2 separate regions of the Mus musculus genome follow, and region 1 is linked to region 2. The links are chromatin loops, found by intact Hi-C in ENCODE. Cell type or tissue: gastrocnemius. All regions are shown on one strand. Links, peaks and the distances in the headings refer to the core of each region. The heading gives the core; the rest is flanking DNA.

What was found. Hi-C counts contacts between places; a loop is a spot of excess contacts. Peaks named below come from ENCODE experiments on the same cell type or tissue, not always from the same donor. Only the 100,000 strongest peaks of a DNase experiment are listed, where the experiment ranks them.
Region 1: it touches region 2 in a loop (4-fold over the local background); 27 of 42 quality-filtered maps call a loop at or near these places.

What each region holds. Positions count from the first base shown.
Region 1 is chr4:34,230,145-34,233,065 of GRCm38, reverse strand. No RefSeq gene overlaps it. Among named protein-coding and RNA genes, the nearest start is that of Gm33286, 76 kb to the left of the region's middle. In gastrocnemius, for the core only: a CTCF peak has its summit at 1,575 (motif pointing right); DNase peaks (open chromatin) are centred at 1,588 and 2,157.
Region 2 is chr4:33,399,893-33,402,813 of GRCm38, reverse strand. The region is part of intron 12 of Rngtt (RNA guanylyltransferase and 5'-phosphatase); the gene reads right to left. Among named protein-coding and RNA genes, the nearest start is that of Mir8118, 37 kb to the left of the region's middle. In gastrocnemius, for the core only: no CTCF peak of the experiment used is centred there; a DNase peak (open chromatin) is centred at 1,301.

The DNA of each region.
Region 1 (2,921 bases), core at 271-2,770, 830 kb before region 2:
TGCATCATAGTTGTGAGGAGAAAGCTGTTTCCATTGCCATGATACACTGCTTTTTAAGAAAAGAAACCAGCTGAGTAGTTTCAGAATTTTACAGCTTATCTTTCTGGTCCTGATCAGCCTATGGAATGGTAAAGGTAGGGACTGTATGCCTATTTAACCCTGAGTTCCTACTCCGTGCTTATTGGTTGGCACGTAGTGTTTACTTATGCTGAAAGGACGGATGTTAAGTGCTTTAGCTCAGTGCAGTACATTTGCCCTTGTCAATGACATGGGGATAAAATATCACATCTCAAAAGCGGTAATCCATCATTAGTGTTTACCACACTGCAGTTATGTAATTCTCTCAACATACTGATGTGCGTCCCCACTTTAAATACAGAGAAACTAAGATGCTGTGGGAATACCAATTTCCAATTACCAATGCCCTTGGAATAACCCAGAAGTATAGTGCTAAGAAAAGAAAAGCTTACATAGTTATATCTTATTTAGAATTTTAAAACTGAGTATGGAGAAGGGGGCTGTGATTTCATACCTCACTGAGACCTGTGTCTCAGCAGGGGGAATTTGGTGTGGGTCCAGGTGGGAGGATGCTGGGGAAGATGGCATTCCTGAGTAGTTCCTTTGGCTTTTGGGTAAGGAATGAAACATACTTATTTATTTCTCTTTGACATGGAGAGAAGGTATTTTACATCAAACAATGCTTGAAATATATCACAGTGTGAAATAAATACTTCTTAAAACAAGACATAAACACACATCTAGAAATTCAGAAATGAGGTTAGGGATGCTCACGATGAAGACTCCCCAGGAGGAAACACAAGCATCCGTGCAGTCATTGATGCTGACGGTTAGCTGGGGAGCCTGGTTAGGGTAGAGATCAGCAGTCAGACTCAGGAGATCTCTGAGTAACCTCACTGGGTCATGGCTATGAGCCGAGTTGCTGCCATTGGCTTGATTTTGTTATGGCTAGATAGCTTCCTTATATCTTAGAGATTTCATCTGATTCTTAATAAATGTATAATCAATGAGTTTTCTAGTTTAGTTTATTGCTCCATAAAAATTCTAGACAGGCTAGTTTAAATGACAGAAAAAAAAAGCTCAACATTTTAAATAGGGATAATTAAATTTATATTAAGTAATAATTCTGGTGTATTGTGTCTTTCTCAGCTTTCCTCCCTCCTCCATCTTCTCTAGTTCATTTGAGAGACTGACATAGGCTCTGAAATTCAGACTCTCAATCCTTACTTACTTGTTCATCCGACACAAACCTCAACTGTGATAGGAATACAGAATTTGTTCTTGCTTTCTCTTTTTTGAGCATCGTCTTGCGGATTAGGGGGATGCGTGATTAGAGATGCCTTGAGGATTAAGAATTTTTAAACATGGGTTACATGTTTGGGGGACTTCTTTCTCCATTTCTACTATCAAGTCACAGTGAGAACGAGTTGACCAACCTCCAAACAAGACTCTGGGGTCTATTTGTGTTTTCCTGTGAAGGGCTCCTCCTTCCCTCTCTTCAGGCACAACATGGCACTATGGCGGCACTTCGGAGGTAGTGACACAGGAGACCAGCAGGTGGCACATGGGAACCACAATACTCACACCCAAGCTCTCCACCCAGCTGGAGGAAGGGATTAGTGCAGGCAGAGCTGGCTGAAGTCCTTGGTTATGGTGGTAGGGTCTACTAGGCAGGAAAACAAAGCAAGCCACATGAGCAAAATCAGTAGGTGGATGGTGTGGGAGTACATTTTATAGAAAAGCCAAGATGTCCTTTGTTGTTGAGGTGACAGAAAAGCTAGGACACGAGCAGGTGTGAAGAAGGGGATGACTGATAAACTAGAACCATTTTTTAATGCTAAAACGATCATTATGTGCACTGTCCTTCCTTATTTCAATCAACTATGGGAATATTCCTTAGAAGAGACAATACTTTTCTATGAGCATATACCTTAGAGGAGACAATACAATAACCTGGTCTTTTGTGTACCTGCATATATACATATATGAACGCATGTGAGTGTTTTCATGTGTTTGTAGGGTGCATGCCTGTGGAGGCCAGGTTCACCTTGTCTTCTCAGACAGGGTTTCTCATTGGGCTGCAGCTCACTCAGTAGGGTAGGCTGGCGGCCAGCAAGCTCCAAGGATCTGCCTGTCTCTGCTTGTCTAGCCCTGGGATTTCGGAGATGCATTACCAAGCCTGGCCTTTAAATATGACTTGTGGTGCTCAAACTCAAATCCTCATGACTGCTTGGCAAGCACTTTACTGAATAAGCAGTCTCTCCAGTCCCAGCTAGCCACACACCCCTAAAACCAAAGAACCAAACACTCCTCTCCAACATATGCAGTATGTGAACTTACTCTCTGAAATATTATGTCCAGAAAAAAGGCAGGATCATTTAACTCAAGGCTTCTTAATCTTTCTTTCTTCCTTCCTTCCTTCCTTCCTTCCTTCCTTCCTTCCTTCCTTCCTCTCTCTCTCTCTCTCTCGATCTCTCTCTCTCTCTCTTTCTTTCTTTCTTTCCTAGCAGTCCTTTTTGCTCAAGAAATTTTTAGATGCCACTAAACAGGTGTATAGATCAGACATTTACTGATAATAAATCAAATTTATTTTAAAACAATTTTTATTTACATAAATTTTATTTTGGAGACTAAAGCGAATTTGCACACAATGAGACGGATGTCCTCATTGCTTCGATTTTTACACAAAGAATTAGATCTTGGCTGAACATTTCCAAGTGTAAAACACAGAGCTGCTTCAACATTTTTCAGTTGATTTGTGTTTTGTTCTACAATAATTAATGCCAAGATTGCTGTTCCATATAAATATGCATTACAGAATGACAGAAGCTATATTTTGAGCCACTTCGAAAAATTGTTGGAAATTCTGTCCTAATCCCAAGCTAAAATTAATTTGGAGGTTT
Region 2 (2,921 bases), core at 225-2,724:
CTACCACACAAATGGTCCCAAAAATCTCTTCTAGCCAAACTTGCTCTGCTCTATACTACCAAAGGTATCTTTTTTTCTTTCTTTCTTCCTTTTTCTTTTTAATTAGTTTTCTTTATTTACATTTCAAGAGTTATCCCCTTTCCCGGTCCCCCCCTCCCAGAAACCTATACCCCCCTTCTATCTTAACTGTAAGATTTTTCTATTTTTCCACTATTAAAAATCTTTCATCTCTACGATTTCTTTGCTCTCTGTCCTCAAAAAAAAATTTTTTTAAGAATATGCTATAAGCTACCTCAGGATTTGTAAGTTCATTAGGTATGATTTTGACATCTATAATAAAATTTAGCTTAAAACTTACAACAATAGGATTATAATCTAAAAATCCATACATAGGTAGCCTTAATTTGCTATAACATAACATATATGTGACTCAACTCTTATTTAGAATACACTGTATATGTAACTTGGATTTTTGATTAAAAATATATTTGTCAAAAAAAGATGTTTTAAATAGCAACCACATGGCTTGTCTCCACCCCAGCTGAGGACATACAATTGAACTTCAGCACAACCCTGTTTAAGAGGACTACATGGTACCAGCCAACTCAGGCAGCGCCTACAAGACCTCTCAGTTCCACTGAGCCCTTCCTTGCTTTATCATTGTATCTACTTTTTAAACTAAGAAAGCAACCACAAAGGTCTCTAAAATATTTTTGGATTAGTATGGATTTTAGTATAATGATAAATTCGCTGTCTCTATTCCAGCAGATTTCTAATCAATTGCAGACTGCTCTAAAACTGTCTGTAAACACCAACCCCAGTGTTCCTTTCATCCTAGACCCCTCCAAAGCAGCCTGAACTCCCTAGCTCCAGGTGGCCCTACAGAACCTGGGCAGCAAGCTAAACAGATGTCCTCCAGCCTGCACCCCCCACCCAATTCTTCAATGATGCCTCCATTTCAGCCGGGAGTAGTTATAGAAGAGACTATATCATCCCTTTATCATCAACAAAAGGTCGGAATGTTAAATCTCAACAAATTCCTTTTCCCAAAGTCTGGCAATTAGACAAAAGTCAGCATTCCTTCCAGGACTTAAAATAGTTCCTACCTGCTAAAAGGAGTCATTCTCCTCATCTCTGGCAAAAGAGAATGGCTCTTCCATTAACCTATGTCTGAGGTACCTGTTTAACACATCCAACATCGGCATAGCTCACCTCCTACCCACAAGCTCTCTTGTCCCTGCGCATCACTCCCATTCCTCCAGCCTCCCACCCCTAGAGGACTTCAGCTGTTTTGGCTCTGTGCCCTCTTGGTTCTGCAAGCTCTCCTCTCTCTTCTCTTTCATTTCCCCCTCCCCCTCTCCTCTCCTGGCCCAGTCTACTCTGGACCCTTCCAGATGTCTGGTTGTGCTCTCCCTCTTATCTACAATAAAAATCTTCTTCTTATCCCATACCTATAAACAGTCATGTCCGCATTGTCTTCATTCACAGGAGCAGTTTCCTCCTTACACCATGTAGATTACAAGGATCAAATAATGACTTACTATAGTAAATGTAAAAGATCTAAGGAGGAAATCTACAAAGTATAGAGTTAAGCAATGATTTTGTTTGTTTGTTTGTTTGTTTGTTTGTTTTAGACAAGCCTTAAGTATCTCAGACTAGTCCCCAACTCAATATAGTAATTTGTATTTCTTCATTTATGTAGCTGAAATCTGACTGCCTTCTTTGCCAAAGGGTTCAAATATTCTACTCCTGACTGCTTTTACTTTGGTTTTTTTGTTTTTGGGGTGGTTTGTTTGTTTGTTTGGTTGGTTGGTTTTTTTTTTTTCTGAAAGGTGAGGTATTGTGTGCATGTACATGGTACACATGTATAGAAACAGGTCAGCATTTGGTGTCTTCCTTAATGGTTATACACCGTTTTCTCGCTGAGTCTGAGTCTGCTGACTGGCTGGCCACCAAACCCAAAGAGCCTTGCAATTCTGTCTTCCTAATGCTCGGATTACAAGTATGTGCACTACACCCAGGCAGTGATTACTGTTTTAGACAAGGTATTATGAAGGTCAACAGAGCCTCAAAATTCTCTAAGTAGCTACAGATGGTCCTGAATCCTGAGCCTGTTCCCAACTCCCAAAAGCTCCAATCATAGACCATCCTTTTTCCTCATTTTTTTTGGGGGGTGGGGTGGGGTGAGGAGGGTGTGAAAGTCAATATGTACCCAAAGTTGATCTTGAAATGACAACTCTCTTGCCTCACCCACTGAGTGCTAGGCTTACAGAATTCACTAATGCACACTTCCTGTGCACTTTCTGAATTCATCTTTCTTCCTTTCCTTTCCTTTCCTTTCCTTTCCTTTCCTTTCCTTTCCTTTCATTATCACCCCACCCCCATCATTTATTTTTAGGATACTGGAGATATTTAAACACAGAGCTCTCAGATGCTAACTCCAACAGTGAGCTACCACCCCCCCAACCCTTTGTTTACTGTATATTTAAGGTAAGAGTCCTACTAAATTGCCAGAAATGGCCTTGCTTTTGATACTTCTGCCTCTGGCTCCAGAGTACCTGAGATTACAGACCTGTGCCATCTGAACTAGCCCTAACAATTTATTTTGCTGAGCAAACTTTTTGTTTTAATTAAGTCAAAATTAGCTACTTTTAGGGCTGAAAAGTTGGCTCAGCCATTAAAAATTAGGATTACAAACAAAAATATATTTAAAAAAAAGCCTCTCTTAAATTACATAATTGTAATTAAATTCAGTTTTCTGCCCGTTGAAGAAATATTTTCCTAAAATCACTAGATTTTTCTACTATGTCTAAAGACATTTCATAAGTCTAGTTATTTTTAAGTAAACCATCCATTTCATGTTTCTTTGTATCTATACAAATACGGGGATCAGACAGCTCTAACAAAGGCTAAAGGCACTT